Linked DNA regions of Homo sapiens: region 2 is linked to region 1. Evidence: chromatin contacts called from ENCODE Hi-C or POLR2A ChIA-PET data. All regions are on one chromosome and are shown on one strand. Each heading gives the region's core, a stretch centred on a gene start or an enhancer-like site at or near the end of the contact. The rest is flanking DNA. Distances are from core to core; before and after follow the strand shown.

Region 1 (6,393 bases), core at 2,316-4,815:
GATTCCTTCTAAAAAAAAAAAAAAAAAAAAAAGCAAACGAACACTATAAATTCAGCAATCAAAAGCTGAACAGGCAGGGCAAGGTCAGGTGCTGTTAGGCAGCATGCTTCCTGGACGAGGCAGGATCCCCTTGGAGGCCAACTTCCTAGAGGAAGGAGACACCTGTCTCTCTGTGGTAGACCCACAGCACTCTTCAGATGCCCACTGGTCCCCCTGGCCTTTACTTTCTAGTCTAGGAGACTGAGGCTCAAAGGAAAGAAATGGCCTGCCTGCAGCCATCCACGGAAGATGCAAAAGAGACCACAAATAGAGTCCAGGTGCCTGGGCCCTCTTTTGCCCCAAGGCCTCCTCCCCACAGAAGGTCCCATGGATCACTTCCCCTTGAACGCCAGCACTAGGACTGCCTGGGTAGCTGATATAGATGGAGACGCACAATCCTCTTGGCCCAGATGGGGAACTGAGCCGCAAGCAGTGGCTCGGCAGCCACTAAGGCCGAGGTTTAGAAAAGTACCACTCTTGCCAAGAAGGAATGTGAGGGAAAGGCCAGGAGGCTGGGCGATGCTGGTGGTGTGACTTTGAGCTGGCGTCGTGGTTTGTGGCGTCCTCAGACCAAGCAGCGGCAGCACGGCACAAAGGTTGGGGCATGGCTTCTTCACACCCAGCTCCTCCACTCACATGTGCTGCAACCCCGGGCAAGCCGCTTGCCTCCCTGAACCTCAGTTTTCTCATCCATAAAATGAGGTTTAGGATCATAAGACTGCCTTGGCTGGGCGTAGTGGCTCACGCCTGTAATCCCAGCACTTTGGGAGGCCGAGGCAGGCAGATCATGAGGTGAGGAGATCGAGACCATCCTGGCTAACATGGTAAAACCCCGTCTCTACTAAAAATACAAAAAATTAGCCAGGCCTGGTGGCGGGCGCCTGCAGTCCCAGCTACTCGGGAGGCTGAGGCAGGAGAATCGCTTGAACCCAGGAGGCGGAGGTTGCAGTGAGCGGAGATTGCGCCCCTGCACCCCAGCCTGGGTGACAGAGCGAGACTCCGTCTCAGAGAAAAAAAAAAAGAAAAAGAAAATGCATCTGCAGTCCATGGTATGTTGCTTGATAAATGGTAAATATCCCAAAAATGGAAGTGAGGATAGTGATACAGGGTGAAAAGTAGGAGTTACAGTTCCACTGCAAGGCATAGAAAGGAAAAAAAAAAAGACTTTCATGAAATCATGTCCCTATTCCTCCAACCTCAGACTATCACACCATAAACTTTTAAGGAGTCATGGTGCATTTTCTGGAGTAAATGAGGTTACCATGTCTTGGACTTTGTTCCCAGGCTGGAAGCAATTAAATCAAAGGCCAGGTCTCTCCCACCCTTCCTTCAGCCTCAAATCACTTCTCCAGGACTGTAAAATCTGCCATAGGACTTTTTTTGTTGCCGTTAAGCAGCAGATTTACTGTCCTAATTACACTTTGCTTGAGCTTACACTGAAATGAGTTTGCCTCCCGTGAGGACACACCAAATGACAGGGGAGGCAGCTGCTTGGATGTGGCTGAGTTGGTGCCTGGCTTGGGGCAGCAGGGGACCAACCTAGAAATTGAAATCTGCCACTGCTCATTCTCACCCCGGAAAGCCAGAGGTGGAGAGAGGAAACTATCCACCACGGAGTCATCATCCAAATGGAGAGACCTAGCTACATTAATCAACTATTTAACAATCATTTCTAGGCCACGCACGGTGTTCACGCCTGTAATCCCAGTGCTTTGGGAGGTTGAGGCAGGAGGATTGCTTGAGACCAGGAGTTCGAGGCCAGCCTGGGCAATACAGCAAGGCTCTCTCTCTATTAAAAAAAATAATAATTTCTCCTCCATCTCTCTGAGGCTGGTGATCTCCCTCTAGGTCACAAAAAGGACAGGGTTCAGTTGTAAAAACAAACAAACAAAACAAACAAACAAAATGTCAGCCACTCAGCTGAAGCTTTGAAATAGAAAATCTAGAAAGAATTTTTTTTTTTTTAGATGGAATTTCACTCTTGTCGTTGCCCAGGCTGGAGTGCAATGGCGCATCTCAGCTCACTGCAACCTCCGCCTCTCAGGTTCAAGCGATTCTCCTGCCTCAGACTCCCAAGTAGTTGGGATTACATGCAGCCGTCACCATGCCCAGCTAATTTTTGTATTTTTAGTAGACATGGGGTTTTGCCAGGTTGGCCATGGCTGGTCTCGAACTCCTGACCTCAGGTGATCCACCCACCTCAGCCTCCCAAAGTACTGGGATTACAGGCGTAAACCACCACGCCAAGCTTCAAGAGCTTTTTTTTTTTTTTTTTGAGACAGAGTCTCACTCTGTTGCCCAGGCTGGAGTGCAGTGGTGTGATCTCGGCTCACTGCAAGCTCTGCCTCCCGGGTTCACGCCATTCTCCTGCCTCAAACTCCCGAATAGCTGGGATTACAGGTGCCCACCACCATGCCTGGCTAATTTTTTTGTATTTTTAGTAGAGATGGGGTTTCACCATGTTGGTCAGGCTGGTCTCAAACTCCTGACTTCAGGTGATCCACCCACCTCGGCCTCCCAAAGTGCTGGGATTACAGGCGTGAGCCACCATGCCTGGCCTTTTTTTCTTTTCTTTTCTTTTCTTGAGACAAGAGTCTCTCTCTGTCCCCCAGGGTGGCGTGCAGCGGTGCAATCTGGGCCCACTGCAATCTCTGCCTCCTGGGTTCAAGAGATTGTCCTGCCTCAGCCTCCCGAGTAGCTAGGATTACAGGTATGCACCACCATGCCTGGCTGATTTTTTTGTATTTTTAGTAGAGACGAGGTTTCACCATGTTGGCCAGGCTGGCTCAAACTCCTGACCTCAGGTGATCTGCCCACCCAGGCAGTTCTGATGTGTAACAGCGCTCAGGATAAATTCTAACTCTTCTTTTACAGCAGTGGAGACTGAGGACCAGAGAAGGGAGGGGACTTCCCACCAGCAGCTATTATCAAAGGCTGGATGCAGTTCAGGGCTCCTAACCCCTAGTCTAGACCCCTGCCTTTAATGTACTCAAGGAATGAAAAATTAATTTACCTTTAGACTAATGAGACAAAGTAAGGAAGATGAATCTGTTTGTAGGCAAATCGATTCAGAGCCAAAGAGAAATAATTTCTTGATTATCATACTGTTTTCTTCCTGCAGAATGGGGGCTGAGGGGGTGTGTGGACAATGGCCAGAGCACAGATGGAAATTCCAGCCTCCCGGGTTACCTAATGAGTATCCTCCCTTCTCAGTGCCTTGACCGAGTGTCTGTGGAAACAGACCAACAGCTGCTTGGCCTCCATCAGGAAGGCCAAGCGGACAAAGGAGCACACGCCCAGGGAGGCTCCGGGTCCCCAACTTAAAAGGGCCTTGACAAATAACAGCTGTTCCTGTCCAACAAGCCCCTCTGTAGCTCATTCCTTCACTGACCATCCACTGAGCATCTCTGTGCTCTGCAGGAACGGTGCCAGGGACCTCTTGGGTAACCAGAGGAAAACACAAGTCTTGCCCCTTGGGAAAACTGGAGAGCTAGATAGTACCAGATGAAAACATCTGAGAACAGAGCGCTGACAGGTAAGCAGGAATGGTCAGGTGGTGCTGGCCCTGGGCCTGCTGTATGAGTGCCTTCCCACTCACTTGGCTGCGCACAGATCTACTGGGATCTGCCAGGGAGGAAGTTGCAGCCCACGGTGCTCCCAAAGCTCAGCAAGGAGGAAATAGAGGCTTAGGTACCCAGCGGCCTCCAAGTCACACCTAGACCTGCCAGCAGCTCCCTGTCAGGCCCACATGAACAAACGACCACCTTTGATCACCTGTGTTCATGACCCTCTTTCTGCTCTGGTCAAGTCATCATTCTCCAGAATCCGATCTGGCTTCCCACATTCCACTGCCGCTTACACAGAGGCAGTACATTCCTCACAGCAAGTGCTAAACCTGGCTATAATCTGAATTTACTGCGAAACTTACAAAAGGTACAGACACCCAGGCTCCATCTACCCCAGCCCACTGAATCTGAATCAGCTAGGCCCAGAACCATGGCTAAAATGAAAGGCTGTGGACTGGAAGTGGAAAGTCCTGGGTCCTGGTCTCTGAATTCTGTGATAAAACTACCCATGTGACTGCAGGAAGTCTTCTCTCCAGCCTGGCCCAGGGTGGTAAGGACTCCATACAAGAAACAGCTGAGCCCCGGGTGCCTTCCCTCCTCTGAGCCTCAGTCCCCACACTTGTGAGTGAGAGGGGCTGGAGTTTCAGTGCCAAGAACGGTGCAGCTCCCCAGGGAGGCTGAGAGTCACACTGGTGATTTCTTCCTCCCCTTCAGTGGTTCAGAGCTCTCCTGGGAGTGGTGAATAAATGCTCCCCTGGGGCCAGGCGCAGTGGCTGTAAGGCCAAGGTGGGCGGATCACTTGAGGCCAGGAGTTCGAGACCAGCCTGGCCAACATGGCGAAACCCCATCTCTACTAAAAATACAAAAATTAGCTGGGCGTGGTGGTGCATGCCTGTAATCCCACCTATTCGGAAGGCTGAGGCAGGAGAATTGCTTGAATCTGGGAAGCGGAGGTTGCAGTGAGCAGAGATCATGCCACTCTGGACTCCAGCTTGGGCAACAAAGTGAGACTCCATCTCAAAAAAAAAAAGGCCGGGTGTGGTGGCTCATGCCTGTAATCCCAGCACTTTGGGAGGCCAAGGCGGGAGGATCACCTGAGGTCAGGAGTTCGAGACCAGCCTGACCAACATGGAGAAACGCCATTTCTACTAAAAATACAAAATTAGCCAGGCATGGTGGCGCATGCCTGTAATCCCAGCTACTCGGGAGACTGAGGCAGGAGAATTGCTTGAACCCGGGAGGCGGAGGTTGCGGTGAGCCTAGATTGTGCCATTGCACTCCAGCCTGGGCAACAAGAGCAAGACTCCATCTCAAAAAAAAAAAAAAAAAAAAGCTCCCCTGGCAAACCAAGGGATGACATTACTGTTGGTGGCCTGGGAATCTTCCTCCTCAACACCAAAAGCTGTTCACAGAACTGGCTTGGCTGGAGGCGGAAGGACAACACCAAGTCCACAGTAACAGAGAAGGAGCCAATGCACTGTGCAGGAGAAATGGAAGCTGGATTCTGGGACCAATCCCAGGTATGGGATTCATCAGCCAAGGAGGAGCCAGAAAGAAAAGCAAGCCTCTGATCCCAGGGAAGCCACACCCCATCCTTTCTTTCCCTCATTCTCCATGTCAGTGAAAGGCAGCAGGGTGCAAAGAAAAGGGCAAGGAGTTTGGGTTAGAGCTGGTGCCTGCGCTCCAACTCTGCAGTGAAGCTCTAAGGCCTGTGAAATGACGATCAGATTCTATTGTGCTCCACAAGTGGTGGGCTCTTTTGCATCGGGTGTCTCCAAATTGCCTCTCAGTTTTTACTTCTTGGGCCCAGTAGCCCCAAGAAGAATAAATACATTCAGAGAATGGTCTGTCTTAGAATCTCCTCTGGCAGTGTTTCTCTTAGGGAAAAATTAATGGGCTAAATAAAGCCCTACTGCTCTGGGAGGTCTGGCCAAGTTCTAATCCCACTAGGCCCACTCTGTTAGCCTAAGCCACCAGCACCTGTGCCCTGACCACTCCAGTAGCCTCATGACCTGACCCCCTCGTCCCGGCCTGGCTTCTCCCCAAGGTAGCCAGGGTCATGGCTTAAAGGAGTCATCTGATCATGTCACTCCCATCTAAAACCTTCACTGCCTTCTCCCGCCTCCTCCTGGCCCTTCACAGAGGTCTCCAGGCCCTGTGTGACTCCCTCAGTCACTCCCTGTCCACGATGCCTGGTGCCTGTCACACTGATCTTCCTTCTGTCCCTGAACATGCGGGCTCTTTTTTTTTTTTTGAGACGGAGTCTGGCTCTGTCGCCCAGGCTGGAGTGCAGTGGTGCGATCTCGGCTCACTGCAACTCCGCCTCCCGGGTTCACGCCATTCTGCTGCCTCAGCCTCCCAAGCAGCTGAGGCTACAGGCGCCTGCCATCATGCCCGGCTAATTTTTTGTATTTTTAGTAGAGACGGGGTTTCACCATGTTAGCCAGGATGGTCTCAATCTCCTGACCTCGTGATCTGCCTGCCTCAGCCTCCCAAAGTGCTGGGATTACAGGCGTGAGCCACTGTGCCCAGCCACATGCGGGCTCTTTTCGACCCCAAAGCCTCTGTGCTGGTGTTCTCTCTGCCAGACTCACCTCAGGGCTAACTACTCTTCAGTCACCCTGTACTGACTGTGTCAACCAATCAGACACCAGGCACGAGAAGGGGTGGTGGGGGGAGCAGGGGAGGGGTAAAACAATAAACTCACAGTACCAGTAAGTGTGGTGGTGGTAAGTGGGTAAGGGTATCAAGAGCAATGGGGGGCCATGCATGGTGGCTCACGCCTGCA
Region 2 (6,045 bases), core at 2,920-5,419, 39 kb after region 1:
ATTCTCTTGGCTTTGGAGGATTCTCAAATCAATTCTTACAGGGAACGAAGCCATAGCCTTTGGGGGGAAATGGCCCCAAGCCAAGTCTTTAGAGATTGATGGCTCCTCCCTAGATGCTAGTTGGTTGGTTGATAACCAATTTGCCTCACATCTCTGGGCCTTAGTTTCCTCATCTGTAAACAACAAGTTAAGCCAGATGGTTCTGAGATTCCAGTGTTGGAAGCTCAGCTTCCCCTCCCCTATGATAGAGCTTTTTCTTCCCAGGCATGCAGTTTTGAGCGGATTGCATCATCCAGTAAGACTGAGAGGAGGCCCACATATGGACCCTCGCTGCTCCTGTTGTCTAGAAGTTCCTCTTCTCCTGCTGTTCATCTGCCAGCTTACCCTTACCTCCCACCCGCTCACATACCCAGCATTGCGCTCTATTTCTAGAAATAAGTACTGAAGTTAGTTTTCCATCTCCTCCCCAAGGTCTGAATTTATACAGGAGCATCCTTAGGATGTCTTACATCTTTGAACTTGTAACATTTTGGTCTTCATTAAAAGATGACTTTTTTTTTTTTTTTGAGACAGAGTCTCGCTCAGTCGCCCAGGCCGGAGTGCAGTGGCTGGTTCTCTGCTCACTGCAAGCTCCGCCTCCTGGGTTCACGCCATTCTCCTGCCTCAGCCTCCCGAGTAGCTGGGACTACAGGCGCCCACCACCACGCCCAGCTAATTTTTTTGTATTGTTTTTTAGTAGAGACGGGGTTTCACCATGTTAGCCAGGATGGTCGCGATCTCCTGACCTCGTGATCTGCCCACCTCGGCCTCCCAAAGTGCTGGTATTACAGGCGTGAGCCATCGTGCCCGGCCGAGATGACATTTCTTGATTGCTTTTCTGCTCTGTTCCTGGATCTTTTATTCTAATTCACCCTGTATTTGCTAGGTTGGTCATTGATGACTTCTTGAGTTGATCAACTTTAGAATATAAGTCTCACAATTTTTGTATGAACTGCCATCTGCCTTCTGGGGGAGGAGGCACTTCTGTTGCTGCACCAAGGCAAACTTTACTGAATTCTCTACTCTTTATTTTGGAACCAAGTGAAACAAGTTGGACTTTGGTTTGCTGTATTCTAAGATTCTGGTTCTGGCCAATCTCAGTTTGAAATAAGGTGACTGGCAGCTTAGATCTGTGAGAGATTTCTATTTCAGTGTGCCGAATCGCAGCATGCCCTAGGATTCCCACCCAGTGGGTGTGGACTTCAAATCCCTTTAAAAAGGATGCCAGCCAGGCACGGTGGCTCATTCCCATAATCCCAGCACTTTTGGAGGCCAAGGCAGGAGGATTGCTTGAGCCCAGGAGTTTGAGCCCAGCCTAAAATTAGCCAGGCATGGTGGTGCACACCTGTAGCCCCAATTACTCAGGATGCTGAAGCAGGAGGATTGTTTGAGCCAGGAGTTGGAGGCAGGAGCTGGAGGCTGCAGTGAGCCATGATCGTGCCACTGCACTCCAGCCTGGGTGACAGAGCAAGACCCTGTCTCAAAAATGAACAAACAGCCAGGTGCGGTGGCTCACGCCTGTAATCCTAGCATGTTGGGAGGCTGAGGTGAGTGGATCACTTGAGGTCAGGAGTCCAAGACCAGACTGGCCAACATGGTGAAACCCCGTCTCTACTAAAAATATAAAAATTAGCTGGGCCTGATGCTGGGCGCCTGTAATCCCAGCTACTCAGGAGGCCGAGGTGTGAGGATTTGCTTGAACCTGGGAGGTGGAGGTTGCAGTGAGCCGAGATCACACCACTGCACTAGAGGCTGGGCAACAGAGCGAGACTCTTGTCTTAAAAAAAAAAAAATGGCTGGGCGTGGTGGCTCACGCCTGTAATCCCAGCACTTTGGGAGGCCAAGGCTGGCAGATCATGAGGTCAGGAGTTCAAGACCAGCCTGGCCAACATGGTGAAACCCCGTCTCTACTAAAAGTATGAAAAATTAGCCAGGCATGGTGGTAGTCCCAGCTACTCAGGAGGCTGAGGCAGGAGAATCGCTGAACCCAGGAGGCGGAGGTTGCAGTGAGCTGAGAACACGGCACTGCACTCCAGGCTGGCAACAGAGCAAGACTCCGTCTCAAAACAAAACAAAAAAAGAGGCCAGGCACGGTGGCTTACGCCTGTAATCCTAGCACTTTGAGCGGCTGAGGCAGGCAGATCACCTGAAGTCAGGAGTTCAAGACCAGCCTGACCAACATGGCGAGACCTCATCTCTACTAAAAATACACAGATTAGCTGGGTATGGTGGTATGTGCCTGTATTCCCAGCTACCCAGGAGGCTGAGGCAGAAGAATCACTGGAACCTGTGATGAGGAGGCTGCAGTGAGCCAAGATTGTGCCATTGTACTCCAGCCTGGGTGACAGAGCGAGACTCCATCTCAAAAACAAAAAACATGAATCAAGAAACAAACAAAAAATGATGCCAGATTCCTGGAGAAGGATTAGCCTGGCTTCTGTGGGGTCCTCTAGTTTTGTTTTCCCTTAGTCCAAATTGAGGCCATTCTTCTGTGAAGTGGCGTTGGCTTGCTAGGATGCTTTTTGAAGTTCTACTCTCAAGGCCTCTGAGCTTGGTTCCCTATGAATAATTAAAATTATTATAATTACCATGAAAGCTAACTGGAGTGGGCTCCTTGGAAGTCTGGTTTTGCTGAATTGGTTGTCTTCTGTTTGGGGGTGTTGACTGTAAGACTATGTGTACTCATAATGTGTCCTCACGGATGGGGCTCAATACTTGGTAGCTCAGTGAAAATGACTCATTAAAGAAAAAAAAAAAAAAGTGGCCAGGCACGGTGGCTCATGCCTGTAATCCTAGTACTTTGGGAAGCTGAGGCAGGTGAATCACCTGAGGTCAGGAGTTTGAGACCAGACTGACCAACTTGGTGAGACCCTGTCTCTACTAAAAATACAAAAATTAGCTGGGTGTGATGGCACATGCTTATAATCCCAACTACTTGGGAAGCTGAGGCAGGAGAATCCCTTGAACCTAGGAGGCGGAGGCTGCAGTGAGCTGAGATCGTGCCATTGCACTCCAGCCTGGGCAACAAGAGTGAAACTCTGTCTCAAAAAAAAAAAAAGAAAAGAAAAAACAACTTCCCTGTGTTCTTCAGCCGTGTGCTTGATGTACAAGTTGAAACAGGATTTTTGCTCAGTAACTGGCTGCTTGTACAAATTCAAGCCAATATAAAGAAAATGAAATTTGCTCTCTGATTTTAGTTTCGGTCTTGGAGATTTCTAGATACTTGTATTGGCAATGCATAAAGCAGAACAAGAGTTCAGCCCAAGATCCTTCCACAAAAATTGGGTTCATGAGGTGATAGCTACATGGAAGTATCTCCGCTAAATAGGAAGAACAAAGGCAGGAAGGTAGTTTTTACAGTGATTTTGCATATTTGTAAAGACTTTTAAAGTTGGAAGAAGTAATTATTTTCCCCATGTGAAATTATGTTTAGTAAGTATCCAGTTGGTTAATCTACAGCAGTTCTTCACCTTACCTTTTTGATTCTTTCTTTTGTAGAATTATAAAAAGTTATTCTTATGGTAATTCATATTACCATAATTTGTTCCATAAGCTGTTATGGAACCAGCTAATTTGTGGTTATGGACCAGATAATTTGTTCCATAAGCTGTTATGAATAAGAATTTATATTATAAATTGTATCCAACAATGGGACACTGCTTTGTCTCCTAATATCAGCCAGGTCTTGTTTGTTTGTTTTTTGAGATGGAGTTTTGATCTTCTTACCCAGGCTGTAGTATAGTGGTGCAATCTTGGCTTACCACAATCTTCACCTCCCAGGTTCAAGTGATTCTCCTGCCTCAGCCTCCCGAGTAGCTGGGATTACAGGCATGTGCCACCACGCCCGGCTAATTTTGTATTTTTAGTAGAGACAGGGTTTCTCCTTATTGGTCAGGCTGGTCTCGAACTCCCGACCTCAGGTGATCCGCCTGCCTTGGCCTCCCAAAGTGCTGAGATTACAGGCGTGAGCCACCGCACCCAGCCTATGAGCCAGTTTTTAAATCTTATAATGCTTCACGTAATCCTGAGACTGAAGTGAAAATATCTGGAGTAGGAAAACCACAGAGTTGTCCTAGGCTGCAGATGGTCCTGTGTGCAATAACAAAATTGAGTTACTAAGAAGAAGAAGTTATCTTTAGGCCATAAATGACTTTATGGTTTCTGTTGTTTGCCATGGCCTTGGGGGTTTTGCTGAGCATCTGGTTTTAAGGAAGTTACCTTATTTCCCCTTTGAATGTTCTCAGTCTTCCTTCCATGTTAATGCCTTCTGGGTCTCATTAATATCATACCAAGTAGGTGTACTTGCATCTAGACTTCATGACCTTATGCTTGGACTAAAGGAACCTTCAGACTTAACTGGATCTCTCCCTGTCACAGTCTTTCTGCATCAGGGGCACTGAGAGGCCCGGCCAGATGGAAGCTGTGGGAGGCAAGAGTGGACAGCGTAAGTGGGAAATGAGGGTGATAGGCCTAGGGAAAAATTGGGCTTGATACCTTCCAAGTTAAGAAGCCGCTGTTACTCTAGGATTTCAAGCATGGGGGGGACACATGGAAAGCCATTTTCACAGAGGTGAGTCCCACAGCTATATAGAGTTCAGGTGATGCAGAAAGATTGTGAAGGCAAAGAGATCCAGAAAAGGCTGGAGGTAACTTAAGTCCAAGGGTAAGGTCATGAAGTCTGGATGTGAGCATTCCTCCCAGGAACAGGAAGAGATAGGAGAATCTGAAGACATTCTGTGAAGAGAATTGGCAGCATGTGATTTCAGATCACTTTCTCCCTGTATATATATATATACACAGTATCTGTCTGTGAGATGATAGTAATATTCATAATAACTCCGAGGCATTTTGAGACCCTGAAGTCTTTCTGAATTATAAATTGTATTTAACATAATGTTAATGGAAAATTGTATTTTATATTGTTTTAATTCTTGGGGGTTTTGGTGTTTTTTTGTTTGTTTGTTTGTTTGTTTTGAGACAGTGTCTGGCTGTATTGCCCAGGCTGGAGTATAGTTGTGCGATTTTAGCTCACTGCAGGCTCCTCCTCCCAGGCTTCAAGCCAACCTCTCAACTCAGCCTCCCCAGTAGTTGGGACTACAAGTGTGCACCACCACACCTGGCTAATTTTTGGATTTGTGTTAGAGACGGGGTTTCGCCATGTTGCCCAGGCTGGTCTCAAACTCCTGAGCTCAAGTGATCCGCCTGCCTTTTCCTCCCAAAGTGTTGGGATTACAGGCATGACCCACCATGCTGGACCTTTCAATTATTTGAAAATTGATTGTCTAAAATATACAGTTAAAATTACCTCTGTGTTTAGCTGATTCTACAGATTAGGATTCACTGTACTCAGGTTGGACTCCTAATTTTGACTTTTCTTTTTTTCTTTTCTTTTCTTTTTCTTTTTTTTTTTTTCCCCAAGATGGAGTCTTGCTCTGTCGCCCAGAGCTGGAGTGCAATGGCATGATATTGGCTCACTGCAACCACAGCCTCCCGGGTTCAAGCAGTTCTCCTGCCTCAGCCTCCCAAGTAGCTGGGATTACAGGCGCATGCCTCCACGCCTGGCTAATTTTGTATTTTTAGTAGAGACGGGGTTTCACCATGTGGGTCAGGCTGGTCTCGAACTCCTGACCTCATGATCTGTCTGCCGCGGCTTCCCAAAGTGCTGGGATTACAGGCATAAGCCACCGCGCCCAGCCAATTTTGACTTTTCAGTGTGGCTAAGAGGCTGAGCATGGTGGCTCACACCTGTAATCCCAGCACTTTGGGAGTTCAAGGCAGCAGGATCACTCAAACCTAGAATTTGAGACCAGCCTGGGTAACATAGGGAGACCCCTGTCTCTATTTTTTAATTTAATAAAACATTAATGAGGCTAAGAAACTTTTTGCTTCATTCATGGGGTGTGTCATGTAGGGGAAAGCAGCACAAGGAAGTCCCCTTGATCACGTGCACACATGCACACGTGCATACACACAGACATGTTTCTTTTATTTATTTATTTATTTTTA

The links. A loop is a pair of places that touch in the nucleus more often than their neighbours do. ChIA-PET counts read pairs that join two places held with the same protein, here RNA polymerase II (POLR2A). Pooled maps may share reads with other maps.
Region 2: a loop to region 1 is called in a pooled map, with 2.3 times the contacts of the local background. The contact joins two enhancer-like sites. A Hi-C loop is called at or near these places in 2 of 168 maps with a recorded cell type or tissue (CD4-positive, alpha-beta T cell and dorsolateral prefrontal cortex), 2 of 37 single-sample maps with no recorded cell type and 9 of 50 pooled maps. POLR2A ChIA-PET finds 5 or more read pairs at or near these places in 28 of 52 experiments (A549, AG04450, B cell and 23 more).

What each region holds. Positions count from the first base shown.
Region 1 is chr17:45,035,471-45,041,863 of GRCh38, forward strand. The region is part of intron 1 of DCAKD (dephospho-CoA kinase domain containing); the gene reads right to left. Among named protein-coding and RNA genes, the nearest start is that of DCAKD, 13 kb to the right of the region's middle. RefSeq lists enhancers at 74-574, 575-1,075, 4,585-5,219, 5,220-5,854, 5,855-6,393. Within about 2 kb of position 3,566, at least 6 of the 41 ENCODE cell types and tissues checked have a DNase peak (open chromatin) inside an H3K27ac peak, as active enhancers do; they include GM12878, where a contact is called at or near this core.
Region 2 is chr17:45,073,667-45,079,711 of GRCh38, forward strand. All of the region lies in intron 1 of NMT1 (N-myristoyltransferase 1), which reads left to right. Among named protein-coding and RNA genes, the nearest start is that of NMT1, 15 kb to the left of the region's middle. Within about 2 kb of position 4,170, at least 3 of the 41 ENCODE cell types and tissues checked have a DNase peak (open chromatin) inside an H3K27ac peak, as active enhancers do; they include GM12878, where a contact is called at or near this core.